Regions from separate parts of the Mus musculus genome. Here all the other regions are linked to region 1. The links are chromatin loops, found by intact Hi-C in ENCODE. Cell type or tissue: left cerebral cortex. All regions are shown on one strand. Each heading gives the region's core, and the rest is flanking DNA. Links, peaks and the distances in the headings are about the cores only. Region 1 holds the start of Prrt3 (proline-rich transmembrane protein 3). Region 2 overlaps Brk1 (BRICK1, SCAR/WAVE actin-nucleating complex subunit). Region 3 holds the start of Brk1 (BRICK1, SCAR/WAVE actin-nucleating complex subunit).

Evidence for each region. Peaks named below come from ENCODE experiments on the same cell type or tissue, not always from the same donor. Only the 100,000 strongest peaks of a DNase experiment are listed, where the experiment ranks them.
Region 2: it touches region 1 in a loop (2.8-fold over the local background); 3 of 42 quality-filtered maps call a loop at or near these places.
Region 3: a loop joins it to region 1, with 4 times the contacts of the local background. A loop is called at or near these places in 6 of 42 quality-filtered maps.

What each region holds. Positions count from the first base shown.
Region 1 is chr6:113,494,996-113,505,452 of GRCm38, forward strand. Prrt3 (proline-rich transmembrane protein 3) reads right to left here and starts at 6,936. Exons shown (of 4, transcript NM_001289700.1): 1 at 6,855-6,936; 2 at 2,277-3,321; 3 at 1,937-2,092; 4 at 1-1,070. The coding sequence starts at 3,264. In left cerebral cortex, for the core only: no CTCF peak of the experiment used is centred there; DNase peaks (open chromatin) are centred at 5,534, 6,507 and 6,984; H3K4me3 peaks cover 2,439 bases; H3K27ac peaks cover 2,033 bases.
Region 2 is chr6:113,614,745-113,624,033 of GRCm38, forward strand. Brk1 (BRICK1, SCAR/WAVE actin-nucleating complex subunit) reads left to right here. Exons shown (of 3, transcript NM_133937.1): 2 at 1,032-1,114; 3 at 1,321-2,207. The coding sequence ends at 1,347. Vhl (von Hippel-Lindau tumor suppressor) reads left to right here and starts at 9,250. Exons shown (of 3, transcript NM_009507.4): 1 at 9,250-9,289. In left cerebral cortex, for the core only: a CTCF peak has its summit at 4,477 (motif pointing left); DNase peaks (open chromatin) are centred at 920 and 7,551; H3K4me3 peaks cover 125 bases; H3K27ac peaks cover 906 bases.
Region 3 is chr6:113,603,805-113,614,261 of GRCm38, forward strand. Brk1 (BRICK1, SCAR/WAVE actin-nucleating complex subunit) reads left to right here and starts at 968. Exons shown (of 3, transcript NM_133937.1): 1 at 968-1,092. The coding sequence starts at 975. In left cerebral cortex, for the core only: no CTCF peak of the experiment used is centred there; DNase peaks (open chromatin) are centred at 2,366, 5,733 and 8,943; H3K4me3 peaks cover 1,549 bases; H3K27ac peaks cover 6,733 bases.

The sequences.
Region 1 (10,457 bases), core at 969-8,968:
GCCGCCTGTGCCCAGGCCACTGGGCCCCGCATAGCAGTTATTGGGTCTCTCGGGAACTTCGCTCTTCCCTGTAGGCGCGGGGCACGCCAGACGCAGCAGCTTAGCCCAGCAAGCGTGCTCCGTGGGCGGCCTGGGACGAGTGGCAGCCAGGGCAGCTAGCGCCAGGGCCAGTGCCCAGGTCAATTCCAGCAGGCGCAGCCAGAAGTGCACGCCCCACCAAGCCCAGGAGAAGCGACCCTCCCGGCCAGGCCCTGGGTACAGCCAGAGAGAGGCCGCCAACTGCAGACCACTGGCCAACAGCCCCAGTGAGCCCGCCACAGCCAACAGCCGGGGCCCTGGACTGGCATCCCAGCCCCGAGGGCCTTCCAGCAGGCGTCGACGGCACAGGCAGAGTGTGCCCAGAGCCACTGAGGCGCCCCAGGCGCAAGATAAGCCTTGTGTTAGAAGGTTGAGCACAGGGCTGGTGGAGAACAGGTCTGTAGCCAGCAAACATGTGCCATGCACCGGTGCCACAATTCCCAGCAGCAGCGGCTTCTGCAGAGGCTGTGGCAGACCAGCACCCAAGCCCAGCAGGGTGAGTGCTGCCAGTGCAGTGAGTAGCAAGGGGAAGGGCAAGTTGTATAGCACCAGACCTGCACGTACTCCCAGTCGCGCCTGAGAGCCATAAGGATCCGTGAGCATGTAGGCAGATCGCAGCCCTGAAGCCACCAATACCAGCGCGGCAGCCACTAGTGCTAATCGGGGTCCCGCTAGGGCGGCTGCCACTGTGACCAATGCCAATAATGCTGGAAGCAGGAAAAGCACCCCCACCCCATACACATGAAGCTCCCAGGAGAAACTCAGCACCCGCCGAAGGGGTCCCCAACGCAGGGGAGGTGCGGTGGCATTGGCTGGGGGGCTAGAAGCTGGGATGGGGACTATGGAGCTGGCTGAGGGCTCCGGAGGGAGTGGCTGGCCCAGAGCTCTCTGTGTGGTGACTCTAACGAGACCACGCCGAGATGTCGAGGGGGCCTGGACAGGGGGTGCTGGAGGGTGGCTTTGTGGGCGACCCGGCCAATCCTCGGCTTCATCTGAAATAATAACAACATTAAAAGGGTCCCTCGGGAAGTGCTGTTGAGAGTGGGGGAGGGGTGGAGGTACATGCTTGTAATAGGAGGCAGGGCAGGAGGATCAGGACTTCAAAGCCATCTCCAGCAACCACAATGAGTTCAACATCAGTCTAGGCTACCTGAGACCCCCATCTCAAACAAACAAGAAACAACACAACAGAACCCCAAACAAACACAAAAGTGCTTTTGATTTTTCCATATTCAAAAGTATAGTTGGTAAATTAATTTTCCAAGGTTGTCTGTCAAATGGCGATAATAGCACCTGCCACAGTCATTGGGTCATGGTGAGGGCACATGTCTATCTTGGTTCCCATCAAAGACAAGACAGATGTAAATTTCCTTTCCTTCCTTCCTTTTTTTTTTTTTGTGGTAGTAGTGATGGTGCCGGGGATTAAACCCAGGATCTTTCATATGCCAGGCAATAACTCTACCACTAAGTTGCGTCTCCAACCCTTTGTATTTTTGATTTTGAAACAGGGTCTTAATGAGCTGCTCACACCCAGCCTTGAACTCAGTATGTATGTAGTTCAGGCAGGCCTCAAACTTGTGATCCTCTTGTCTCAGCATCCAGGGTGCTGGGGTTCCCGAGGGGATGGGGTATGACTGTACAAGATGGGTCTACGTTGCACAGAAGAACATTCGAGCTCAAAAGAGCCGATGTCTTGTCCTGGAGTTTCCAGGGAACATTGGTTTGCTTTGTTCGGCGACTCAGAGGTCCTAACCTATTCCTTTCAGCGGGTGCTTTTCTCTATTTAGCCCTGGCCCCTGCCCCATCACTAAGCACAGGTTCTTGGTTTCTCTCCCCTCACCCCTAGCCGTGGCCTCACCTGGCTGCAGGGCCCTCACAGGGCTCTCTGTTCCATTTGCAGCTTGAGCAGAATTTGGAAGGTCAGGGATGAAGGACTTGGGGGTTCCTGGGGCCTCCATCGCTCCTCTCACACGTTGTGGGGAGATGGGGTCGGCTCCATTCAGCGAGGATACTGCTGAAATGGCAATAGTCATTACCTTGTCTGACCTTCCCATACTCCCCCAAATCCTGCCCCTCAGGAGGAAGGCTCCATCACTCCAATTTGTCCAAAGGAGGGAAATGACATGCAGAATTACATCTATCTGCCTTGGACCACTGGTCCTCACAACCCCACTCAGCCCCCTCATGCTGATACCTACCTGGTCTTAGGTGCCCATCAGAAGTGTCTGAGGCTGAAGGTGGTATAGGCTGGGGTGCTGGGGAATCTTGTCCTCCAAGGAGATCGGTCTGTTCTGGTTGGGGTCCCAGAGAGCTGACTTCCCAGGTATCCCCAGCTCCAGTTTTGGGGGGTTCAGCTGGCAGCCCCTCAGGAAGAGGAAGGCTTCTGACCAATGCCAGGTCGAGCTGGGCTCCAGGCTCTGGGGTGGATTCCACTTTAACTGGGGGTGTTGAGCCGACCCCAGGGACTACTGGATCCTGCTGGGTGAGTAGGGGACCCTGGACAGCCTCCTGGAAGCCCTGTTCATGTCCCCCCTGCTTCCCCAACACCAGCGTCCTCACAGCATCTGTCTCGGGTACCGGAGTGTGGGAAGAGCCCTGGAAGTCCCAGGGGGAAGCCTGTGTGATGTGGGTCTCGGCTTTGACCATTATTAGCTCCTCGTTCCTAGCTGGCTGCTGCCCTGCTGTGCCTCCAGGCTTCTGGGAGGCAGTGGAAAGTATGGCTGCCGAGAGTAGGGAGCTGGGAGTTGTAGTGACAAGAGTGAGACGAGGTGCTCGCACAGGGTGGGGTTCTGGTGCCTCAGGCTCCAGAAGCTCCTGTGAGTCAGGAGGTCCTGTCCAGCCTTGGGAGGTGAATGCTCGGGCCAGCTGGAGGTCATCAGCTCTTAGTAGTCTTTCACCTTGGACCCCAGGGGCTGCCTTGGGCCCATGCAGGGCTGGTCCTAGGTAAGGGTCTGCGGGCTTCTTGGGCCCCTCAGCACGGGCCTGAGGGTCACCGCTGTGCCAGGAACTCTCATTTCTCAGCTTCTCCCAGAAGAGGTCAAAGGTCTGTGACTCTGATGGGATCATGTGAGGTTCTGAGTTCTCCAGGGGCCTGGGAAGGCCTCTGCCCAAGGCAGGGCCAGCCCCCAGGCATGGCAGCAGCAACAGCAGAAGAGGAGATGTGCAGGCCTGTGGGCTGGGGGCCATGGTCTAATTCAATGCCTGAGTGTAGAGCCCTTGACTTCTAGGCTTCACTGGACCCGTCTACAAAAGCGGAGAAAGGAAAGATAAAGCAGAGGGAGATGGCGTGAGGGTTGAAGGGTCCCATGACTTCCTCCAGGGGCTGGTGGGAAAGAAGAGAAGCATCAAACAACAGTGTCAGCCCGGCTTTTAAAGTTTTAAAAAACTGGGTCTCTGCTCACATCACTTCCTTTGCTTTCAAAACTTTCTGACTCCCCACTGCTCTTGGGAGAGAATGCAAGTTCTATTCCTGGCTTTCCGAGACTGCGGCCAGGCCAGCTGACTCAGCCTCTGTCCTGACACCAGGTTCTGTTCCCTCGGGATGGAATGCCTTCTATACCTGACAATTTCATTTATTAAATAACTTATTTAGCTTATCTTATATGCACTGATTGGTGTGAGGGTATAGGATCCCCTGGAACTGGAGTTACAGACATTTGTCATTTGCCATGTAGGTGCTGGGAATTGAACCTGGGTCCTCTGGAAGGGCAGCCAGTGCTTGTAACCACTGGGCTATCTCTCCAGTCCCAAGATTTTATTTTTTGAGACAGGGTCTATATAGCCATGGCTGACCTGAACTATGTAGACCAAGATGGCATAGAACTAATGGAGATCTACTTGTCTCTGCCTTCTGAGTGCTGTGATTAAAGGTGTGTGTGCTAACAGGCCCAGCCTTTTAGTTGTATATACTAAGTATATTTTATATATGATATACATATATATGTACCTATGCACATATGTGTGTGTGTGTATATATATATATATATATATGTGTGTATATATATATATATATATATGTGTGTGTGTGTGTGTGTGTGTGTGTGTGTGTGTGTGTATACACACACACATATGACAGGAGTAGTTGTATATGTTAAGTGCAGTGCCTGCCATTGCCAGGGGAGAGTGTTGGATTCCCCAGGGGCTGAGTTACAGGCATCTGGGAGACACCTAACCCCAGTGCTGGATACTCTGCAAGAGCAGGAAGTGCTACTTGCTCTGGCTGGCTAAGCCATCTCTCCAGTCCCTGAAAACAGATTTTACGTTTTTAAAATCACATTTAGGTGTTTAATTAAGGGGGGATGTTTGCCACAGCAAGTGCTTGGAGGGCAGGACAACCTGTGGGAGTCAGTTCTCTCCTTCCACGTGGTTCCCAGGGATCAAACTCAGGCCATCGGGCTTTGTGGCAAACCTCTTTAGCTGCTAAGCCTTCTTGCCTGCCCTCAAATTAGATTTATCAACATCCAGCTCTCATAAAAGCGAAAGAGGAACATGCCCCTGCATTTGCGGAGGGCCCTGAGTTAGATTCCTGGCATCTTGTCTCCTGGGTGAGTTACTTTGCTTCTCAGCATCGTGGTTTTAACTTTTATCTCTAAAATGAAGCTAACAAGAGTGTCTACCTCAAGGGGATTCATATGACGCATAACTAATGAGACACATGAAGGTCAGACCCACAGGAGGAACTTGATAGCAGGGCTCTATCTCCTTAGCCTTTGTCTGGAAAGCTTTCTTCCCTCATAAGCCCTTCTCTAGTTCAACACATAAATTGAACAGACCTTGGGATATAGCGCTGAGCAAGATTGAGAAGACTGCCCCCTCCCCACTGTGGAGAGATATAAGTAAGATGGACAATAAATGATTTTAACCTAACGGCCAGTGAGAAGGCTCAGTGGATAAAGGGGCTTGCTGCCAAGCCTGATGACCTCAGAGTTCAATCCTTGATCAGGACCCACATGGTGGAAAGAGAAAACTGATTCCCTTGGGTTGTTTTCTGATCTCCAAATAGGCATGCATGTACACACACAGACACTCACTCAGACACATACACACACACACACACGATACATATAATTTTTTAAAAATGTTAAAGTTCAGATCCTTAGCAGAGTCAGGAGGATCTCTGTGATCTACCTAGCAAGTTGCAGGCCAGCCTGAGAACTATGAAATGAGACTCCCTAAAATTATAAAGTTTAGCTTTGAAGAAAATACAGTGTGGTTAGATGATAACAGAGGAGAGTCTCCACAGGGGTGCCAGGAGAGCCTGTCTGAGGAGAGAGACACTTAAGCAAAGGCAGAATGGTAAGAGAGCCAAGCATTTGACGCTCTGAGGGGAAAGCCTTTGGCAGCGGCAATAGCATATACAAAGACTCAGGAGCAGGCGTGAACTCAGTGAGTTCAGAACACCTCTTTTGGGGTGGCTGGTGGTCAGCAGGCAGGGGCTAGTCAGCAAGGGCTCCTGTGAACCATCACGTGGATTGGAGAGCTCCGACAGGAGGCGGTCTGAGAAGCAGTGTTTTTTAAAGGGAAAGAGGTCGGCATCATGTCCAGGGACAATTGGAGGGTAGTTCGTATTAGCCTAGACACTCCTCTCCAGGGATGCCTTCTGTTCCTGGCTCTCCCTATCCGGAGCAAAGCTCCCTTGTATATCATCTCCTGTCTGCCGCTGGCCTGGGGCTCCTGTCTTTTTCCTTTACACCTCCAGCCCCTGTACAATCCGGGCCCAGGTAGATATATTCCCAAGAGGTCCCTATTCCTAAGTCCATCCTTAAGTAGGCCAGGGAGGTAGGAGGGATCAGCAGTGGCCAGCCAGCTGAGGGCCAGCTGTGTTAGGGGCAGGTGCTGTGTCCTTTTCCTCTTGGACACAGCCACCTTTGGTGGCTCAGACACTAGGAGAAGTTAGAGGTAACCCCAGAGACTCTTCCGAGGAGTACCCCTAGGCTCATCAGAGGTTGTGGGAAGTTTCAGGGGATTCAAAGACCTCTTGGGTCCAGTCACAGCGTTAATTCAGACAGCCTTTAAGTCTTGGTAAGCCCTCTCTCAAACATCTATTAAGCCCCAGGTTCTGCTCATAGGCCAGGCTGGGGTCTGGGGACCCATAAAGTCCTCAGTTCTGAGGCTGGGGATGAGGTGTGCGAAGGAAGGACTTGGGGCCCCTGATATGGATATAGGTTATAATAATACCCTGTGTTGAGCTCTTTGCTTAGTTAGGCCTCTGTTCTAAACCTTCCCATACAGCAGGTGCAAGTACCCATCACACAGGAAAGGAGAGTGGGCAACCAAGAGTCAGAGAGGTTGAGCAACTTGTCCAAGGTCGCACAGCCAGCTGAAAACACATACTAGAGATACTGAAGCCCGTACAGCTCTGTAGACTTTGCAGAGGAGGAGATGGCTGAGCTGGGCCTTCAGTGAATAACATGCCATCTGCCTACCACCCCCGATGCAAGAGATGTGGGCACCCGCAGTCCAGGCAGGAGCTTGCCTAGCATTAGGGTCCCCATGGCTGGACAGTTCTGAGGGGAGATGAGATCAATCAGCCGCAGAGACTAGGGGGTGGGGGGAGCAGGGTGAGGGCCTCTGCAGGACAGCCTGCAGAAGCTGGTCCATCTCGGGTTACCTCTCTTCCTCCTTCTCCAGCTTCTCTCTCCCTGGCTCCATGCCTTCCCGCAGTGTCCCGGGTGGGGTTTGGCACCGTGCAGGCCCATGCCCGCGAAGGGGCTGTAAGCCTTGCTCCTTGCCTTCTTGGGTCCCGCCATCTCCCCTTCCCTCGGCCAGCTCCTCACCTGCGCGCTGCATCCGCAGCCATGCGTTCACCTTGCGCGCGTCCCTGCAGCCGCTCCCGGAGGCGCATCCTCCGAGATGCTCAGGCTTGGCCAGCAGAGCCCGGCTCTGCCGATCTCCTCGTCAAGCCCGCCCACAGGAGCGCGGGATACTTAACCCTTTCCTTTGGGAACGGTCTCTGTTCGCTGCTCCTCACCGCCCCTTTCTCACAAGCAGCACAGCCCAGATGGTGTCAGAGCCCTGTGGGGTTCTGCAGTGTTCCTTCTAGCTACAGCCCGCTTTATTTGCATACCTGCGGGGACTGGGAGCTCACTTTCTCTGGATTCATACAGGCATAGGTAGATCATACATACAGCCTGGCATATCTTCCAGGCTTTTCCCAGAGCATATTAAATAAAAATGAGCCCACGCTTTCTTAATTGCTCTTGTAACTTGCCTTTCTCCTCATCATTTTACAATATATTCTGACACATTTTCGAAGATCTACTTCTTTCTTTTTTCTTCTTTTCTTCTTCTTTCTCCTCACCCTCCTTCTTTTCTATTATTGTTGTTGTTGTTATTTTGGTGTGTGTGTGTGTGTGTGTGTGTTTGTATTTGTGTGGCCTGTGGCATACCACATCATGTCTGTGGAGTCAGTTTTCTCCTTCTGCCTTGTGTATCCTGGGGACCAAACTCAGATCTTCTTTACCTGCAGAAGCAGCTTGCCAGCCCTAGGTCTACTTCTTTCTGGTCTCCGATGTGGTGATTTTCAGCATGTGGTTAGCCGATCATGTAATTTCTTCTGGCCTTTGTGACTGGATACAATACTACCTGAGTCACTGTTCTATTGTTATGAAGAGACACCGTGACCAAAGCAACTGCTATAAGAGAAAGTATTTAATTGGGTGCTTGCTTACAACTTCAGTGGTTTAGTCCCTTATCATCATGTTGGCAGGCACTGGAACAGTAGCTGAGAGCTACATACTGATCAATAGAAACACACACACACAGAGAGACAGACAGACAGACAGACTAGGCCTGGCATGGGCTTTTGAAACCTCAAAGCCTTCCCCATTTGACACACAGCTTCTGTTAAGGCCACACTTTCTAATCCTTCTAATCTTTTCAAAATAGGGCCACTCCCTGATGGCTAAGTATTCAACTATATGAGCTTATGGGAGCCATTGTTATTCAAATCACCACAAATACCTTCTTTATCTTCAGCCTCTAACACTAGCGGGAGAAATGGAGAAGGCTGAACTGTAGCTGACCTTAGGTACTTTCTGGGTTCTTCTCCCACCCCCATCCCCCGCACTTTATCCTCCCACCCCCAGTTTCACCCCCTATCACTAGAGACAGAAAGAAGGATAGAGAAAAGAGAGATCCTTGAATCTAATTTCTTTCCTTTTGTTTGTTCTTTGAGCACAGCTACTAACAAACCACAACCCCCTCCAACCAACAACCACCCACCCCTGCCTCTCCATAGCATTTATACACCCTCTGAAAAGTTCCCAGAATTCCAATGGTCACACAATCACAGAAACTATGCAGCTGGCAAAATGACGTCTCTGCTAGAGCACTAGGCAAATCACAGTCAGCTGTGGCAGACAGTCCAAAGCAGCCCCACCTCCCTACACCTGGGATTAAATCAAAAGCACATTCTTACAATATTTGTGGGTTATTTTTTTTTTAAGAAATCAAAATTCCAGAATTCTTACTGTACCCAACATGGAACTGATGTGATAATCTAGCAGAGGCGTGGTTGGAACTGAGGTTCTGTACAGAGACAATATCAAGTACTCCAGAGGCCTCTCTGCACAGTTCCTAATACTCATGGATATTTTCTTTTTTTTCCCTCCCTCAGTGCTAGGAATTGGACTCAGGGCCTCGAGAATGTGAGTCAAGCACTGTACCATTGACCTCTGTCCCAGTCCTTCAGATGGCCATCATTACACTGAATCCCCCAGGGAATGCCATACAAAGAATGCCCGTGCCCACCAGAAATGGTGAGGAGACATTTCCTGGGGATTGTTATTCACTAAGATGTTGGTCATGTGAACTGTAAAAACAGTATGGACTAGCCGGGCAGTGGTGGCACACGCCTTTAATCCCAGCACTTGGGAGGCAGAGACAGGTGGATTTCTGAGTTCGAGGCCAGCCTGGTCTACAAGGTGAGTTCCAGGACAGCCAGGGCTACACAGAGAAACCTTGTCTTGAAAAACCAAAAAAACAAAAAAAAAAAACAAAAAAAAACAAAAAACAAAAAAAAAACAAACAAAAAAAACCCAGTATGACAGATGGACTGATTGTCTGCATTCAAACAAAGAAACATCCCAAAACTGGTCATCTTACCTGTGAGTTCTCCCCACACCCCCACCCCCGCTCATTCACAGTCATTACCATACTGCTTCCTTTGCACATAAAGGCATAAATTCCCAGCACTTAGGAGATTGAGGCAGGAGGATCAGGAATTCAACTTCAGTCTTGCCTGTTCGGGGCCAGCCTGAGCCACTCTACACACACATATGCACACACACGAGGGGCAGTTGGAGGGAGACAGAGAGACAGAGAGAGAGAGACAGAGAGCTCATATATGGCCAGGAGTGATGGTGTACGTTTGTAATCTCAGAACTTAGGAAAAGGAAGCAGGAACACAATCAGTTTAAGGTAGCCTGGGCTACATAGCAAGTTCAAGGTCAGCCTGGGATACAGAGAAACCCTTTCTCGAGTTTGTAAAGGACAGTTGTGGTGGTGATCGCCTTTAATCCCAGCACTCGGGAGGCAGAGGCAGATGAATCTCCGTGAATTCAAGGGCAGCCTGGTCTACATAGTCAGTTCCAAGACAATCAAGGCTACAAACAAACAAAAACTATCTATCAGTATCTATCTATCTACCTTCCTATCTATCTATCTACCTTCCTATCTATCTATCTACCTTCCTATCTATCTATCTACCTTCCTATCTATCTATCTATCTATCTATCTATCTATCTATCTATCTATCTATCTATCTACCTATCTATCTAACCTACCTATCATCTATCTAAGGTTGCACGTACACTGTTCGGCAGTCCTGTTCGTCTTGCAGTGGCTGTGCAGACATTTTCAACACAATCCCCATGTACTCGGTCCTCCTCTTCCCGCTCACTGCTCAGCGTTTCGGGGTCTGGGCACACTAATATTTATTTATTCAGTCATTCTCCATAGTCCCCTGCTGATTGACGGGTAGTCACGTGGCTTAACAGTCATTGTCCCTTCTGCAAACAGTACGACAATGAACATCCCAACTCATGGAGGCTCTGGGTCCTCAAAGATAGATCCTGAATGATCCACTTTGGGTCAGGATCCATCCATCCATCAATCCGGAAGATGCTGAGCAGCAGCATGGGTATGACTCTCATTCAATTTTACTTTTCTTTTTACCAGTATTCCACACACTATGTACTCCTTTTTTTTATTTCAACCAGAAAAATAATGGGTATCACTTTAAAAAAAAGAAAAAGGCCAGCCAGCCAGATGGCTCAGCACATAAGGGAGCCACCCAGCCTGATGCCCTTAGTCTGACCTTGGGAACCCACATGGTATAAGATCCGAACCAGTTCCCAGAAGTTGTCTTCTGGTTGCCA
Region 2 (9,289 bases), core at 793-8,792, 120 kb after region 1:
AAGCCTTGGCTCCAATGTTGAATTTCCCAGCGATCTTTTTCTCCTCAAATTGTGTATTAATCATCCAACCACAGATTTGCTGTCTTGAAATTTCCTCTGCCAAAGAATACAGCTGAGAGGTTACAACTTGATCTATGCGCATGTGGCATAAAGACAGGCAGACAGACAGACAGACAGACAGACACTAAAAGTAGTGTGGGCGTTTGACACCCTTCTCTCTGGAGCTCCTCTTCCTCCCTTCCTTGCCTTAATTTCGGCTGTAACCCTCAGGACTCCCTCACTGCTGCAGTGCTGGGCATTGAATGTGGAGTCCTCTAGGATAAGCCTCCTCTGCTGATCTGTAACCCTGGCCTAAAACCATACTCAGGTTTTGAGTTTTGATCTCTTCCAAAGCTAGCGACATGTGTGGTACTTTTGATGCCAGGGAACAGAGGAACACAGCTCCCACTCAGCCCTGTGGGCTCAGGAAACAGCTGGTGCTCCGCAGTGTAGTGCAGTTAGTGCGTCTCCCTAGTTTAATTTCCAGGGGGTTATAGGGATATGCCGTAGGTTATAGGGATATGCCGTAGGTTATAGGGATATGCCGTAGGTTATAGGGATATACCGTAGGTTGAAGATCTTCTGCATTTCCTTCCTCATTAGGTCCCTTCTCTTGAAACTCTTAGTTTGCTGCTTGACAAAGCTATCTGCACATCTTTTACATATTAGTTGTATGTTACTGCTATAACATTTTTTATAAATTTAGCAACTTTTTTAAGGTTCATAAATTTAGCTTGAGACAGGAGGATCACTGCAAGTTCAAGACTAGTCTTGGCTACAAGACAAGATATAGATCTCCCTCTGTGGTGATTCTTCTCTGCCTGCCACCCTGGTGTTCCACAGCATCTGAGTTGTTGATTCTTAAATGCTTCTTACCATACCCCAGCCCCCACATGTTCTTGGAACAATGTTTCATCTTCAGCCCAGAGGGTTTGTGTGGGTGTGGGTGTTTGGAGTGGCATTAATCCTGAATATTAGTCTCCTTTTACCAGATATGTCTTGTCGTTCAAGACTCGCAACACTAAATGAGAAATTGACAGCCCTTGAACGGAGAATAGAGTACATTGAAGCGAGGGTGAGTATAGTCCCAGGCTACCCCAGAGGGAATATCTGTGTAGAATGAACGCGGTGCAGAGGTTAAGTGCTCTGCCTGGATGTAGCTGTCTGGGACTCTGAAGCTGCCTTTGCTACTGTTTCTCACTGTGCAGGATCCAAGATAGGATTTTTTTTAATGGCTTTAGTCCTTTGCGTTTTATCTAAATGTCAGTTTTTCCTTCACAGGTGACAAAGGGTGAGACTCTGACCTAGAAGTGCGCCGCCGCGTTGCTGCTGGGAAGTTGCTGTACAGAACACTGCCGTGTGGGAAAGGCCCAGCAGCCTCCTGCTCCTCCTCTCTCCTTACAGAGCAACAGGGCTTTTTCTTGTTTTTCTTTTTTCAAAAGTGGCCTTTGGGCTCTGCTGTGTGCCCTGGGGTATGACGTGGCATGGGGGAGCAAGCAGTCCAGGGGACCTCTTGGAAACAGCATTAGGCTTTTTCCCTTTTCAGTAACATTGTTCGGAACTACTTGTCAATGTGTTTGAGGTGTTGAGAGGCAAAGGCTGGGACTCTAAGGTCCTCCCCACCTCTCAAACTCTTTCTCTCAGACTTTCCCTACAGCTCCCATGGCCTCTACACTGATTTCTGTCAACAGTCGGCCTTCTCTCCACCTGTGAGAGGTGGAGGCAGTCCTGGCTGAGACTTGTGCCCTGCAGTGTGGTTGCCAGAAAATGTTGTTGCTAACCCACCAGTTTCTTGTTCTGGGAGCTCAAAGCCAGGCCCCCAGTTGGCTTGAAGGGACATTTTCAGTTTTCTTTGTGTCACTTGGGGTATCAGTAGCTCTCATGCTTCCCTAATAAACTCAACTTTGTCTGACTGCTGTGACTGTGGTGGCAAGAGTGGCTGGAGAGGGTCTCCTTGTTGAGAGTCTGGTGGGCAAGAGTGCTCTCCAGCAGAAGAAACCTGCAGCCCTAGCTGGTTCAAAGCCTAGGCGGCTCTCCAGTCAGTGTTCCTGTCTGGACACTTGAACTAGTTCAGTCTGGAATTACTTGGTCTTTCAGCAGATAACTACCAAGGACTTTTACTATATAGGTGTGTTAGACTCCAATAAAAGATACAGTATTGAATCAGACCTGATGTTTATGATCTGTTGCAATCCTAGCATCTTTCCAGTTTAACTGTATCCAGGGTAGGTTACTAGTTTTATAAGGTAAACAGCCTGTGACTGTAAATACGGAGGCTTGTGAGATGGTCTGACAAGTGGGGTGCTTGCCTCAAAACTTGGAGCCCTGAGTTCTGTCTCTAGGACCAACATGGTGGAAGGAAAGAACCTGTTCTTGGAGGCTGTCCTCTGATCTCTGTGGGCATGCGGTGGCATTCCTGTGCGTGGTGTACACGTGCGCACAATGTAAACACCAATCTTCTCAAGCAGATACTGCAGTTTATACAGAAGAATCAAAGACTTACTGTGCTTCCTTTACACTTCAGCCAACTTACTGCTAAAGGCTTTTCCCCACAGAGAGCTTCCCCTTGAGTAGGGTAGCATTTATCATGCTCTGTGGACACTCATTTCTCTCTATTCAAGGCCTGTTTGACATGCAAAGTCCAGCTCAGGTTACAATTCCCCATTGTTCTCCCAGATAAGCACTTTCAGTACTGCCCTTTCTCAGACTTCCTGGCTTGCATCTTCACCAGAGTTCACCTTGAATTATTTGGAACATTTTCAGAGTATATTGTCTTAGGGTTTTTGTTGCTGTGAAGAGACACCAAGACCAAGACAACTCTTATAAGGCAAACATTTCATTGGAGCTGGCTTACAGTTTTAGAGGTTTAGTCCATTATCATTACAGAACACATGGCTGCCTGCAGGCAGACATGATGCTGGAGGAAGCAAGAGTCCTACATCATGATATGAAGGCAGCTAAGAAGAGACTGTCTTCAGCGTGCAGCCAGGAGGAGCGTCTCCGCACACTGGCCAGCATGTATTAGACCCCAAAGGCCCACCTCCACAAGGCTACACCTCCTAATAGTGCCAGTCACATGGGTCAAGTATAGTCAAACCACATATGTAACCTAAAAAGTACCTGCGTCCCCTTCCCTGGATTAAGTCAGCTGGCTGCTTTGAGGAAGGCAGGTTGCCTTGGTCAGTGATGAGCCAGATTAGGAGGGTTCAAGCTGTGTTGTATTCATGTGGTACACCTTGGGCACTGTAAGTAGTACTGCCTGAGTCTCTCTTATCCAACATTCTCCAAAATCCAAGGCCTTCTAAATAGTAACAGCACAGGTGAGCCTTTTCACACCTGACTCACACAGTTGTTACCTGAGTGGTTACGGTCAGAGCCTGGGGCCCTGGCAGCCCTGACAATCGAGTTGTTACCCTGTCTTCAGTAAGCCAATTAAGTAATGGTGAAAGTAGAAAAGGTCTCCCCAGGGTGGCCACACTGGGGAAGAGGAAGTAAATAGGGCTGCCATCATCTTGGGGATTCTTCCATGAAGCTCAAGTTTAAACAGCCAAGAGGGTGTACATTGGCCAGGCAGAGTGGTGCATACATTTAATTCCAGCTCTGGGGAGGCAGAGGTTGGTAGATCTCTTGAGTGTCAGGCCACTTGGTCTACATCAAGTTCCAAGACCTCCGGGGCCTCACAGGAAAATGTTTCCAGACAAGAGTGACTGTGCCAGATTCCTACCTCCAAGGAACTAGCTCCCAGGCTGCAATGTAAAAGCATGGCTCTGATACTTGGACATGAAAAGAAAGGAAAAAAGGTGCCCATAACTGTCGCAGTTAAAGCAGGGGTTCTCAACTTCCTAATGCTGTGTGTGATATACCTGCCCATCATCTTTGCCCATCGTGTTGTGGTGACCCCCCCCAACCATAAAATTATTTTTGTTGCTCCTTGATGAAGTGAAATTTTGCTACTGTTATGAATAGTATGTGCAGATAGATATGCAGGATATCTAATAAGTGACATGGGTTGTTAGACCCCAGGGGTCTTGATCCACTGGTTGAGACAACTAAGTTAAGATCTGATTCCTGCTGGTCATTGTCTTGGCTTTGGTCTCCTGGAAGTCAGAATGCTGTGATATTCCCAGGAGACAAGCTCCCCTGCTGCCTGACACCAGGAACCCATCCTTTTCCCAGCATGAGATTTCTTGGTTTTGGAGTCCATTGCTCAAAAGGGAGAGACATGGTAAGTTGCAGTCAAAACAGGCAGCCCAAAAATCTGTATAAAGGAGCTGGGAAGATAGACTCATTGGTAAAATACTTGCTATTGGGCTGGAGAGATGGCTCAGCGGTTAAGAGCACTGACTGCTGCTCTTCCAGAGGTCCTGAGTTCAAATCCCAGCAACCACATGGTGGCTCACAACCATTTGTAATGGGATCAGGTGCCCCCTTCTGGTGTGTTTGAAGACAGCAACAATGTACTCATACATTAAATCTTTAAAAAAACAAAACAAAAAATTGCTATCCAAACAGAAACCTGAGTTGGATCCCCAACACCCACATAAAAACTATAATAGTGGTTCTATTTTCCCTGTGCTGAGGAGGCCTAGGTGAGAGGATCCCTGGGGCCTTCCTGCCTATCAGTTTAACTGAACCACAGCTCCAGGTTCAGTGAGAGTCCATAAAAAAAACAAGGTATAGCGTGAGAGGAAGATAACCAAGGTCCACTTCTGGCCTGCATACAAATACATGAATACTGTAAATAATGTCAAGCTGCGGTTAAGGTATATGAAATGTTTAAACCTGGGTCCTATCTGATCACAGGCATTTTGCCTAAGGGATACTGAACCAGTGTTTTCATTTAAAAATAGAATCTTATAATGGAGACATCTCATGTTCTCATGGGCTAAGTTCTCTTTTCAGTATTACTAAGCTCATTGTAGCATGCCTTTAGCAGACACTCAAGTTCATTATCTGCATATCGTCCTGAATAAAGGACCACTTCTAAAGCTGTGTTATTTACCTGTACTCTGCAGTTGGCTTAATAGTGGCTCCTGCCATGAATAGGGACTGTACCACAAGATAATAAGGCAAAACGATGGTCTTTGCAAGCACTCGGTGGATTATACCTGAATGCTCAGTGTTTATCTTACAGATAATAGGATGTTTATGTGTTGGTGGTAATGCCAAGTCGGTTAGAGCCACGTTGCTATATCATAAGGTCCTGGTTGCAAAGAGCAGTTGGTAACATTGGTTGTAGGAAACTAAGGAATCTGGCCTCTTACACTGGCAATTTCCTCATCCCATGTGGTGCTTTGAGGTGTCCGGGTGCTTCTCCAGGTAACCTCCTTACTGTGTGTAGGAAGTTTAAGATCTTTTTTTTTTTTTTGAGACAGGGTCACAGTGTAGTTCTGGCTGGCCTGGAGCATGCTATGTAGAGCAGGCTGACCTCAAACTTTGGTCTACCTACCTCTACCTCCTAAGTGCTAGGATTAAAGGCAAGCACCACTCTGCCCCAGTCTGGATTGAGTTAATTAAAAGATATAATGCCTTTCCTCAGTAAACCAGAGTGCTTCGTAAAGAAAGACAGTGCTGAGGCTCAGGAGATGAGAGGTTGAGAGCACTGACTGCTCTTCCGAAGGTCCTGAGTTCAGTTCCCAGCAACCACATGGTGGCTCACAACCATCTGTAATGGGATCCGATGCCCTTTTCTGGTGTGTCTGAAGGCAACTAAAGTGTACTCATGTACATTAAATAAATATTTTTTTTTAAAAAAGACAACGCTGCCCTTTCCTGTTTTCTAACGTGAGACATGAGGAAAACTTAAAAGTTGTGGGGGTCCCTTTAAGAGTCACGGCAGGCAGGAACATGAGAGGCAAGGATGTAAGCTCAGTTCAGCCCAACTTTATCAGCGCTAGTTGAAATTCTAGAGAGTCTGATACCATATTTAAACGTTTAAACACAGTATAGTTTTGGGGAAAGCTTCCTGATGTGATACAATCTCTGGTGCACAAACACATGTGACCATGAAGATAGGTTTTATAGATTAAGGGCCTAAGATCTGATGGCATAGAGGTCAGCAGACTCTAAAGTACATGTAACATCTAGATGGGCTCTATTAATAACGAAAGCTAAAGGTCTAGGGAAGAAAAGGCTGGGATAAACATTATGGGGAATTTGGGTGAGGTCTTGCTTTACAGATTGCAAAGGTCACTAGCTCATTAACACCTCCTCCCAGCTCTGGGTGGAAAGCAGATTCTTCTTCCTTTGCGGAGACACCCATGCATGATTAACACTCCTGGGTGCTCCAAAGTTTATCTGTTAGCATGAGGACCACATGCCCTCTAAAGTGTGTGTGTGTGTGTGTGTGTGTGTGTGTGTGTGTGTGTGTGTGTGTGTGTGTGTAGACATGTGTATGCCGTAGTGCATTTGTGCGTTTGTGGAGGTCAGAAGGCAAGTTTCCAGAGTCCAGTGAGTCGCAGGGATCAAACTCAGGGCAAGCTTTATGGGAGGCATCTCAACCTACTGAGCCATCTGGCTGGTCCTCCACATTTTAAAAAAGATGTGTGTGTGTGTGTGTGTGTGTAAGTGCACATGTGTGTGCAAATATGCATGTGCCTGCAGAGACCAGAAGAGTGCCAGATCCCCTGGAGCTGAAGTTCCAGGCAGTTGTGAGTCACCTGGTGTTTTAGGAACCATCTCTTCTCTGATAGAGCAGTTTTAAGTAATGTTAACTGCTGAGCTCCCTCTAGTCCTTATTTTTATTCTTTAGGTTTTTTTAAATTTTACTTACTGTCTTTATGTATGTATGTGTATGTATGTACTATCAGGTATGTGTGTGCGCAAACTGCATGCCTGGTACCCACGAAAGTGTCCGATCCCCTGGGACTGGGGTCCCATATGGTTGTGAGCTGCCAATCAAACCAGAGTCGTCTGCAAGAGCAGCCAGTGCTCCTAACCAAGGAGCCAACTCTCCACCGTATTTTTATTTTTAAATCATGTATGTATGTTTGTTTGTGTATGGGGGCGGGGGGGGGCTTGCACATGTCTGTGGAGGTCAGAAGAGGGCATTGAACTCCCTAGACCTGGAGTGACAGGCAGTTGTGGGCCACCTGATGTGGATGCTGGGGACTGAACTCAGGTCCTCAGAGCAGCACACTCTTTAACTACTAAGCCATTTCTTTAGTCCATAAAACTGTATCTTCAACTGCTCCAAAAGCATGACATAAACTTCTACTGTTCAGGGTGATTTATTCGCCAGACTTGATAAAGGAGCCTAAATGGAATTCAGACACCCTGCTTGATTTTTTTCCTGGCTCATCTAGTCACCTTTCACATTCTTTGTTACAACCAAATAACACTGCTCCTCCGAGTTGTCCTGTGTCCTTCCACACTAGCCTTTCAGCATTCTGAAGGCAGAGACTGGTTCTATCACATGGCCCATTCAGTAGACATGTGCTAAACATAATATTAGACAAAATACTAAATTTGGTCTAGGCACAGAGGTAGGTGGCTCGCGTGTCATACATAAAGCTCTGGATTTCTCAACACTGAAAATAAAGAACCTACCTGAAAAATGGGGAACTAAAAATTCAAGAGAATTTAGAAGCCCTGGAGAGCTGACTCAGTGGTTAAGAGCACTGGTTGCTCTCACAGAGGACCTGGGTTCAATTCCCAGTTCCCACAACAGGCAGCTCACAGCGACTTCTGACTCCAGCTCCAGGAAATCCAATCCTCCCTGTGTTCATCAGCCCCTGGATGAGCTCACACATGCACACCCGTACATTTTTAATTTTTTGTTTATTTATTTACTTTGGTTTTTTGGGTTTTTGAGACAAGGTTTCTCTGTCTGTCCTGGAACTCACTTTGTAGACCAGGCTGGCCTCGAACTCAGAAATCCTCCTGCCTCTGCCTCCCAAGTGCTGGGATTAAAGGCGTGCGCCACCACTGCCCGGCCCGTACATTTAAAAAAAGCTCATCTGATGAAACTTCTGCCAGAAATGTCTATGGAAAAATGGCACTGAATGTTATCTGATAGTAGTTGTATGCTAATTCTTTGAACCAGTCATGGTAGCACATATCTAGAATGCCAGTACTTGGGAGGCAGACACAGGAGTGCCACTAATTTGAGGCCAGCCTGGGCTATATATATTCAGCTGCAAGGCAATGGGAACTATGCAATAAGTCTGCGTCTAAAAAGAAAAAGACAAAATATTTTAAAATTCTATTCACAAACATAAAAAAGTTTGAAAGGAAACAAAAACTGGTAATACTGTTTTCTGGGAATGCAGATGGAAAAGGAGGGAAAGTTTTACTTTTGTACTCTGGAAGACATTTTGAAATGTGTAGTTAAAAATAGAGACAGACTCAAACTCATCAATGAGAAAAACTTTAAATAATAGCATAGGTGGGCCCGGCAGCGGTGGTACTCAGCTTTTATATCAACACTTGGGAGGCAGAGGCAGGAGATTGGAGGTCAGACTGGTCTACAGAGTGAGTTCCAAGAGAGCTGGAGCTACCCAGAGAAACCCTGTCTTGAAAAACCAAAAAGCAAAGGCAGAAGGGGAAATATGGCAAGCCCGTGGAGATCTTAAGAGAAGAAATTAAATTTAAGTACACTCAAAAAAAAAAAAATATATATATATATATGAGGCTCATGCCTGTAATTCCAGCACTCTGGAGTCAGAGGCAGGAGATCACTCTTAAGTTTGAAGCTGGTTTGGTCTGTACACGGAATTCCAGACCAGCCAGGGGGAAACAATGCTACCCAAAAAAAAAAAAAAAAAAAAATCCAACTGCCCTTGGTCCCTGTTCTCTGGAGTCTGAGGCAGGGAGATCTTTGAGTTCAGGACAAGCCGGATATACATAATGAGTTCTAGGCCTACATAGTGAGACCCTACCTCAAAGCAAGTCTTTCTGGCATGGAGATAACGGCTTTAATCCCAGTACTCTGGAAGCAGAGGCAGGCAGATCTCCGAGAGTTCGAGGCCAGACTGATCTAGGGTGTGAGTTCCAGGACAGCCAGGATTACACGAAGAAACTCTATCTTGGGGGAAAAAAAAAAAAGAAGGAAAAAGAAAAGGAAAGGAAACAAACAGAAACCCAACTGTAGGAGGTGGAATTTATAACCCGGGGCTCCGCCGCGGCCCCGCCCCGCCGCCCCGCCGCCCCGCCCACTGCTGCGGCCCCGCCCACCGCCGCGGCCCCTGGCTCCGTGCCGCCCCGCCCCCCAGTTTGAGGGCTCCCGGCGGCCATTTCCGCCTTCAAGTTG
Region 3 (10,457 bases), core at 1,517-9,516, 110 kb after region 1:
GAAAGAGAGAGAAAGAGAGAAAGAGAGAGAAAGAGAGAGAAAGAGAGAGAGAAAGAGAGAGAAAGAGAGAGAAAGAGAGAAAGAGAGAGAAAGAGAGAGAAAGAGAGAGAAAGAGAGAGAAAGAGAGAGAAAGAGAGAGAAAGAGAGAGAAAGAGAGAGAAAGAGAGAGAAAGAGAGAGAAGAGAAAGAAAGAAAGAAAAGTATTTTGCTCATTTGGTAAATATGGAGATTCAGAGTTGGTGGGACACCTCGAACAATAAAGACACTGAAGCTGATGATCTGAGTGTTCAGTCCCACAAGATGGAAGGTGAGGAACCCACTCCTGCAAGTTGTCCTGTAACTTCCGCCCGCGTGTTGTGCCACGTAAGCGCTCACATATAATACGAATAAAATAATTTTAACCTGGCGGTGGTGGCCACATTTTTAATCTCAGCACTCCGGAGGGAAAGGCAGGCTGATCTCTGTGAGTTCGAGGCCAGCCTGGTCTACAGAGGGAGTACAAGGACAGCCAAGACTACACAGAGAGACCCTGTCTCGAAAAACAACAACAACAACAAATTTTAAAAGAAAACGAGAATGAACAGAGTTGTGACCCAAGCATGACAAGCATTCTGAATAAACGGGATTCGTGGACTGTGCCCATCACAGCTAACAAGGTGCAAGAGAGCTTGGAGCAACCCTTAGGCGGAGGTGGGAATGTGTGGGCGCCCCCTAACGACAAGATCCGCTAGTGGTCAGCGGGTGCTTGTAACCGGGGACAGGGTAGCTCTTAGTCTTCACATCGCGAGTGGAGGAATCTTGTTTACCCCAGCGTGGGAGCCAAGCTAGAGCGCAGGGATTAGAGTGCGCACGCGCGTCGCTCTGCCAGCCCTTTCTGGGGCTCGAACACTCGGGTACTGGCTGGCGGCGCAGGCGCGCTGGAGGCCTGTAGAGGTCGCGGCGCCTGCGCAGTCACTCTTCCTCAGGCGGCCGCCATGGCGGGACAAGAGGATCCGGTGCAGCGGGAGATTCACCAGGACTGGGCGAACCGGGAGTACATTGAGATCATCACCAGCAGCATCAAGAAAATCTCAGACTTTCTCAACTCTTTCGGTCAGCGGGCGAGCAGGGGAGGCTGGGAGGAGGGAGGCCTGGGAGGCGGCCGGCGGCGGGGAGGAGAGGCGCGCCGCCCTGGCTACTCGCTTCCTCTTTGGCTGCCCGCCGGCCCCAGTGCCCTCACCCCGAGCCTCACTGGGCCGTTTCCGAGGGTCTACCCTGCCCGTTGCCATGCCCCACTTGCGCTCGTCAGCACGCCCACTGTCCAGCCTCTTAGGCCCATCCATCATCCGCCCCGGTTTGCGCCGCGCTTCCGTGCCAGTCTTCACTTGGCAGGCAGTGCGCAGCCGTGTCACGGTCACGGTCGCGCTTACTGTTGAGAGACTCCTGCTCGTTGTCCATCTCCTTCAGGAAGAAGTCCGAACCCCTTTGATGTCATGCCTTCTATTGCTCCCGTTTAACCACTCCCGGCAGGTTCATTCATCCCCGGCTCGATTTGGTGCTAGTGCTGAGGGTTGTAAGGGATGGGGCCCGCTCGGGCCTTGGGAATGGCTTTTCTAGCCCTGTATCTGCTTCATGGTAGGTGCTCTGGATGCTTCTGTCTGGCTCCTCGGATTTTACAGGGCAGATGGTTTCAGCAGAGTCCACTTTTCCAAAAAACTATTCCTAGGTGTGGCCGGCTAGTGACAGTCTTGATTTCTTTCTGCGTGCGTTCCTAGCCTTCTGGACTGAAAACCTGTTACAGACTTCTTATGGTCTCCGGAAGGGTTCTTTCAGGGACCTTCTTACACAATACAAGACGTGCAGATGGCATCCAGTGATCTTTTTCACTAGAGTGCTTTGGTTCTACTAATTAGCAACTTTCAGCATCTTGGGGAGAAAGTGCTGTATTTTGAAAAAAATTAAAGTGAATCGTATATTTTCTAGCTAAAGACCCGATGAGTCCTAAGTAGTATGATAGAAGGTAACCGAACAGTAGCTTCAATTACGGGGTGTAGTTCAGGGATTGGGCTCCTGAGTGGTAAGCACAAGACCCCGGCATCCCCCACTTCTTAGAGTTTTCTTTCTCTCTCTCCTTTTTTTTCCTCCTTTTTTTGTGTTTTGTTTTGTTTTTTGGTTGGTTGGGGGTTTTTTGTTTTGTTTTGTTTTTGTTTTTTGAGAAAAGAGAACAAAAAGGAAATTGGAAATGCATCATTAAGGGGCAGGGGATGCCTAGTCTGTAGAGTATTGGCCTAGCACCCACACACCATGCCTTTAATAGCAGCACTCAGGATGCAGAGGCAGGAGGACCAGGAGGAACTCCCAAGTCATCTGCTTCATAGAGAGTTTTGAGTCCAGCCTGGTAGAGCAAAGCAAACATCAGCAGGCGTAATTGGTTCTTACACAGGTCTGCTGGCAGTGAGGAACATGGTAACCCTTCCCTGTTATATGTGGTGGCTCATACCTGTACTCTTAGCACTGGAGAGACAAGGGCTGGAAGAGTGCTATGCATTTGAGGCCAGCCTGGTCCTCAGAACAGCCACAGAAATGAGCCATTTTCTAGGGCTCGAGAGATTGCTCAGCTGTTAAAAGCAGTTCCAAAGAACCCAGGTACAAATCCCAGGACCCACGTTGCAGTTCACAGTGGTCCATAGCTCTAGTCCCAGGGGATATGACACACACACATAAAGGGAGACTATCAGTGTAAATAATAATACTAATCCATTTTCTGTATGTAGAGTTCTTTCAGGCTGTTGAGATGGCTTGGCAGGTAAAGGCCACCAACCTGAATACAATCCTCAGGGTCCACAAGGTGAAAGGAGAGAACCAGCTGTCACAAGTTGTCTTCTGGCCCCACATAGTGCATGCCCACACCCACCTTCAAATACAATAAATAAGAGATCTTAATCTGTCCATCCATGCTCCATGTCCCCTACTCCATTTTGCATTTTGGTTTTGAGTCTTGTAAATTGGTACAACTCATGGTTCTCCTTCCTCAACTATTTTTTCCCTCCCCCTCCTGAGATTATTACTGTCTGTCGCTCTGTGCTGGCCTGCAGCTCTACAGATCAGGATGTCCTCTAGTTTGTGATGGCCCTTTGGCTCTGCTTCCCAAGTGCTGGATTAGAAGTGTCCTTACGCACCCTCACGAATTCTCTCTCTCCCCCACCCTTCTCTCTCTGCCGCCACCTTCCTTGCCCCCCCCCCCAATAAACCTCTTACACGTGGGGAAAAAGAAGTATGCTCACAAAGTGTGTAGGATTCTGTATAATCTTACATGGATTTTCTTAACAGGGAGCGGAGGTTAAAGATACCAACTAATGAGAGGCCAGCATAAATGTATATGTCAGTGGTACAGCTTCACGCCCGTAAGTTTCTGTGGAGGTTATAGTAGAGAACTGTAGTCAGTAAAGAGTTCATGTGTCCCCAGAAGAATTAGATTTAAGGAGTATTAAAGGAATGTGATTCAATGACAAAGGCAGGTATGTTCGCAGGTAGACCTGATGGCTTTAGATGGCTTTTTACTGAATTAAAGCATTTTCCAGAACTGATCATTTGTCTTGCTACTCATAGTCAAGTTTTCCTGCCGAGGGTTTTGGTTTTGGCTCAGAATCTTTTGAGCACTCCAACAATTGTGCTTATTGAGTGTGTACCTTTTGTGTAAACTATTTCAGTGTTGGTTCACATAGTTTTCTCCTACTTTGCCAGAGAACTGAAATATTTCACTTTTTTTTCTTTTTTTTAAACTCTTGTAAAAAATGTTTTTAAAGATTTATTTATTTTATGTATATGAGTACACTGTAGCTGTACAGATGGTTGTGAGCCATCATGTGATTGTTGGAAATTGAATTTTAGGACCTCTGCTCGCTCCAGTCAACCCCTCTCCAGCCCAAAGATTTATTTATTATTATAAATAAGTACACTGTAGCTTCAGACACCCAAGAAGAGGGCGTCAGATTTCATTACAGATGGTTGTGAGCCACCATGTGGTTGTTGGGATTTGAACTCAGGACCTTTGGAAGAGCAGTCAGTGCTCTTACCCGCTGAACCATTTCACTATCCCCCACTCTTTTTTCTTTAAACAACATTCTTTACTGAAAAACATCCCCTCCAGTAAGAATGGAACAGAAGAAATTAAACAAGCTTATGTGGTGGTTTATACCTGTGAACCTACCTTGCTGAGGCAAGAGACTTGCCATGAGTTCAGGCCAGTCTAGCTAAAGAATAAGACCCTGGCTCAGAAAAAAACCAAAAACCTAAGTGTCTGTGCTGGGTGGGGCCAGGATAGACTGAATAGATCCTAGGTCTGAGACTTTGGCCTAGGTGGGAGAGCAGTGGGAAGAAGCTGGAGACATCACTCTCAAAGAATGTTCTAGCAAGCAAAATTACCAGACTTCATTTGTCTGGTAGCCGCTAATATCAGAGATGGCATTTCAGTCGGCAAAGCACCAAAAATCCCGTTAATGTAACATCTCACTGTTCCAAATCTGGGTCTTAGTGACAGCAACTTCATTCTGACTGAACTGCATCAGGAAGCTGTTCCCTCAGACGTTGCCTAACTGCCTTGAGAACAATCAAAATCTGAAGAGTTCTAGGTTTGTTTCTGTTTTTTGAGGCCAGGACTTGCTATATAGGTTTGGCTGACCAGGAACTCATAATGTGTACACCAGGGTTGCCTTAAACTGAGGAACACATCAGGTTGGTTTGTTGATAAATCCTACTCAATCTGTACTACCAACCTGTACTAATAAACACCATTTTGGTTTTGAGTTGTGGTTTCTCTGCCACAAGTTGGCTGCTAACTCCTGGCCAGGCTCAAGTCCTGCGTCATCTATGTCACAGACTATAGGCCTTTGTCTTTATACAGGCCTGGCTACATTAAACTTTAGTCCACATATATTTTACCTTTGATATGTACAGCCTAGAAAGTATGTCTTATTACTGACAAAATTTGTCAGACAGGGTCTCAACTAATTTTCCAGGATGATGGAGAGCTTTGAATCTTCCTTAGAGGGCTACATAATAGGTATTATCACACCTATTTCATAATTCTAAATCTCTTAGGAGTACTGTTTATTTTCTCCTCTTCCTCATCTTTCTATCCTCACTCCTCTTTCTTCTCTCCTTCCTTCATCCTGTCCTCTTTTGTGTGTGTGTTTTTTGACATAGGGTGCCATGGTGTGGCCAGGCTGGTGATCGCACATGGCCTCGACCTTGCCCTCCTCCATCAGCTCTGCTGACTAGGTTGCAGACGTGCACGTGACCCTGCTTAGTTTATTACCTTCTTGTTTGTTTTTGTTCTGGGGGTGAGGTTTGAGACAAGGTCTCCATATCTGTTAGTAAGCTTTCCCGTTCCTTGGATAATTACATAATTGCTGAGGGACCGTCATCTGAAAGCTGCTGTTAGGGTTTTGGGAGGTGGAGGTTGAGACAAGGTTTTGCTGTGAGACCTTTTGATACAAGGCTGGCTTTGGACGGCGTCGAGCTTGCTATGTAGGCTGGTCTGGCCCTCCGCCTCCTGAGTTCTGGCATTAAAGTCTTGCACCATTGCGTCCTGCTCTTTTTATTTTTTCCTCCTCTTTTTGAGAAAACGTGTCACCTTGGTGCTTAGGATTAGGCTCTCCAACTTGAAGGATCACACGATTCTTCCAGCTCAGCCTTCCAACATTTCTCTACATATTTTTACACCATCTGACACAGCTGGGTTACAACATGCATGCTGAATTTGTTAATTAAGTATAAAAATAGAGTTTAAAATAACACCTCTTCCTTTAAACTTCTTTGCACACATTAGCTTCAGAATCAGGACAGAGTCTAAAAATGCAGACCAGTAAAGTCTGTGATAATGTTTTTTTGAAAGTTCACCCAACCCACAATACAGAGCAGTGTTAGGTGTGACTGTGTCATCGTCCATGTGGTTCAGGCAGTTGTCTGACACTGAACTGGAACCACAGATTGTAACTGTCCTCTCACATGCTGGAATTGCAAGAGTAGAAGTTGTTTATACAGCTATTAGCCATCTAGAAAGAATACATTCTCCCTTTAGAGAATCTGCTTACGTACCCTGAGTCAGGGTAGGGATTTGCATTTGTTGTAATTTTCAAAGAACTCCAAATACCTCTTCAAACTCAACTATAGAATCTTTGTACCTCTGAGTTAGATATTCATAAATCGTACAAACCTCATAGATACATACCAGAACTTAGGGTACACCCAATTGCATTAACCCCATGCAATTCTTACTAAGTCATCCATGCCACACCACCACACTAGTTTCTCCTTAGGACTCAGGGCTTCTCAGCCTAATGATGTCTCTGTGAGTTCATGTATCATGCATGATTGTCAACCAGGAACTTGCCTAAAGGCTCAGCTAACAGTTAAATTGCCTTAGCTTTTAATTGTGTATCATAATGAGGTTCTGCCTTCTAATTCTTTATTAATTTCAACTATTTAAAAAACCACCTAGTAATGACTCCAGACATAGGTCTTTAATATCTTCAGGGAAAAGAAGCAGCCATGTTGTCCATTTCTTGTTGCTCCTAAAGAATTAGAATCCTGCTCATTTCCTCAATCTAGGATGCAGCAGAAAACCCCAAATCAATTTTGTCTTCTGTAAAATGTGATTCGTACACATGTGATACAGACATCTCCGCAGTCTTCTCCCTTGTAACGCAGGAAAAGGAACATTTCTCCTTTGCAGATCTCGGCCTTTTCCCTACCAAGATGCATCCAGGAACTAAAACTTGACTTCAGAAACAAGCCAAAGCTTGACAGTCACCTGCAGTCCTAGAACTCAGAAGGCTGAGATAAGATGTGAGTTCCAGAGCTGGGCGTGGTGGCACACACCTTTAATCCAGCACTCGGGAGGCAGAGGCAGGTGGATTTCTGAGTTCAAGGCCACCTGGTCTACAAAGGACAACCAGGGATACGCAGAGAAACCCTGTCTCGAAAAACCAGAAAAAAAGAAAAGAAAAAAAAAGATGTGAGTTCCAGTCTAGCCTGAACTACATAAGGAACCATTGTCTGGAAATAGTCTAGACACCCTCACACCCCCCCCACGAAATAAGCCCAGAAGATATAGCTAGTACTAATTTTGGTTGTGATAAGGTAGTATATGAAATAATTCAGAGAAAGAAAGCCAAGTGTAGTGAAACATTACAGTAATCCTAGCTCTTGGGAAGCAACAGGTAGGAGGACTGTTAAGTTTTAGTCTCAGGCGAGGCCAGGCTATGTAGAGAAGATCTTACCTAAAAAATAAATGTAGGCGCTGGAGAGACCGCTCAGCGGTTAAGAGCACTGACTGCTCTTCCAGAGGACCTGAGTTCAATTTCCAGCAACCACATGGTGGCTCACAACCATCAGTAATGGGATCCGATGCCTTCTTCTGGTGTGTCTGAGGACAGCAACAGTGTGCTCATATACATAAAATTAAATCTTTAAAAAATAATAATAAATGTAGAGAGGGACTCATGTTAGTATTGTTGGCAGTGATGCTGTGGCTGTACAAGCAAGCACCCTGATAGGAACTGCTTTTATTGAGTGCTGACACAGTGCGCTTTAATGTAGGGTCCAGAGTTGCCCAGTTGCTGGATGCTCTCCTGTTATTTCTATTATAGCAGGTTCTGGTGTGGCCTTAAGCATGTGAGGGAGGTGGCATTCTACCCTTGGGCTACACCTGGCCAATGACCCAAACATATTTAACTTTAGGCACAGTCTGGAGCCTGTGTCTAGAGTTGGGCATTTTTGTCTTCCTCAGCAGTGTTAATCCATAAAGCCAGTTCCAGAGTAACATTCTAGGGTTCTGATTGGTTTACAGGTAGACAGGTAGAGCAACACAGCTCTTTAAGAAAGAGCCCTCCCTGGTCCTCTCTTCCCCGTGGTTTCTGGGTTCCTGACAAATACAACCGTTAGAGAGATTGATTGCTTTTGAGCTTCAAAATATCCTAGTAAATGAACCCTGGGCATGTTGGCTACTCCTGACAGAAGTGACAGTGTTGAGCCAGTGAGATGGCTCCGTGGGTCCCTGCTGTTAAGCCTGATGACCTGAGTTCAGTCTCAGGCTTATAGTCATGGCTACAGGAAAGAACCACTCCCAGAAGTTACATTTGACTTGCACATGTGTGCCAGGGCATGTGTCTACACATACACAAAAATGTAAAATTAAAAAGTCAGATAGTGTGTTTCTAAAGTAAGGTTGCTAGGGTGGTCATCGTAAGTCAGACTTGGAAACTAGAGGAGGCAGCAATAGCAGATAGTAAGATTTAAAAAGAAGGGCCCAGCATTATGTTGTACATCTACAGATGGATGAATGTATGGCATGTTAATTACATGTCAGTGTCAGTGAAACTTAAGTTTGAAAAGCTAATGAGAATGGGTGAATGACTTTGTGTGTGTGTGTGTGTGTGTGTGTGTGTGTGTGTGTGTGTGTGTGTGTGATGCACAAGAGAATCATCATAGCTCTTCCATCGTACTCACTGAGGCAGGTCTCTCCATCAAACCCAAAGCTCGGTGAAGTCTAGTCTTTGTAGCTTCCTTGCTCTGAGGACGATCCCACCTCAGCCTTTGGAGGTGGAATTGCAGGCAGACTGCCCTGCTCACCCGGTGTCTACAGAGCTGCTGGATGTCTGAACTCCTGCCCTTAGGCAGCTGCTTTAACCACTGAGGCGCATGCTCAGCCCAGCCCAGGCCCCCACTGACAGCCAGAGACCCAAGTAACTTAAGAACGAGAAGTTCAGCCTTAGGAATTCAGATATATTCAGACCAAAAAAAAAAAAAAAAAGACTTGCATTTTCCTGGTAAAGCCTGTCAGAGGCAGAATTTTAGCCAAGTTTTGGTGACAAAGAATGATTAGATAAGCAAGATGATGAGAGTTGAGGCTGGATCAGAGTGTAGGAAGAGTTGTCAAAGTGACTGCTTTTGTAGAAGCAGCCAGAGAAGAGATGAAAAGGAAAGTTGTTAGCTTGCTATTGACTCACCATGTGGGAGATTGAGCTCGAGCTATTTTAGACCCAAGAGATAAAGGTTACTGAGAGAGAAGCGTAGGTTGGAGGAGGTGGTAGGGAGTAGCCATCATTTGTCTCCTTTTCTGTTGCTGAGGACAGCTGAGAGGAAAAAAGGTCTCATGGTTTCAGGTAAAGGAGGCAGAAAAGGTATTTTAAGAGTCTAGATTGCATTCTGGAGGATGTACTGAAAGATTGGAAAAAGCAGAGCAAAGAATCAAGGCTGCTTTTCACAGATAGAATCTTGGTTCTATCATGTGCTTGATACTGATTGAATTTTCTCTAGTTCAAAAAGGTCTCTATGGGTATTGTTGAAGCAGTCTTCCAGTGGTAGTAACTGATTATCTTCCAAGAGCTCAAATGATGAGACAATGTTACTTTTCATTACTGTGATAAAACACCATACCGTGACCAGTTTGAGGCCAGCGTGGTCTACAGAGTGAGTTCCAGGACAGCCAGGGCTATACAGAGAAATTTTGTCTCGAAAAAAACAAAACAAACAAAAAGCATTTCATTTGGAGCTCGTTTGGGGCTCATGGTTCCAAAGGATTAGAGTCGTGACCATTATGGTGGGGAGCATGGTGGCAGGCAGGCATGGCACTGGAGCAGTAGGTGAGAGCTTACATCTTTTTTTTTTTTCTGAGACAGGGTTTCTCTGTGTAGCCCTGGCTGTCCTGGAACTCACTTTGTAGACCAGGCTGGCCTCGAACTCAGAAATCCACCTGCCTCTGCCTCCCAAGGGCTGGGATTAAAGGCATGCGCCACCACTGCCTGGCAGCAGCTTACATCTTAATCCACAAGCATGAGGCATAGAGAGAAAGACATAACTAGGAATGGCCTGGGCTTTAGAAACCTCAAACTCCAGTGGCATGCCTCTTCCAGCAAGGCCACACCTCCTAATCCTTCCCAAGCAGTCCCATCAACTGGGGACCAGCCATTCTAGGTTTTGAGCCCACAGGGGCCATTCTCATTCAAATCACCACATCCCACTCAGTCCCTGAACCCCTAGGCTTGTGGCCATATCATAATGCAAAAACTGAGTTTAGTCTAACTTTAAAAGTTTCCATAGTCAGCTGTAGTGGACATACCTTTAATCCCAACACTCAAGAGGCAGAGGCAGGCAGATCTCTTAGATCAGGTGCAGCCTGGTCTAATACATAGAGAATTCCAGGACAGCCATGCCTACCTACATAGACTCTTGTCTCCAAAAGGAAGAAGAAAGAAAAATGTCTCCATGGTCTCAATATAATTTAAAAGTCCAATCTCTTAATTGTAACCCCCATAAAAAGCAAATTATGATCTTTGAGCACACAGGCACAGAGTGTGCATTGCCGTTCCAACAGGGAGGAATAGTGGCATAGGAAGGAAACACTGGACCAAGCAAGATGGAAACCCAGCAGGGCAAACTCCGAATCCTATCTCTGATATCCAAAGGTCTTACGT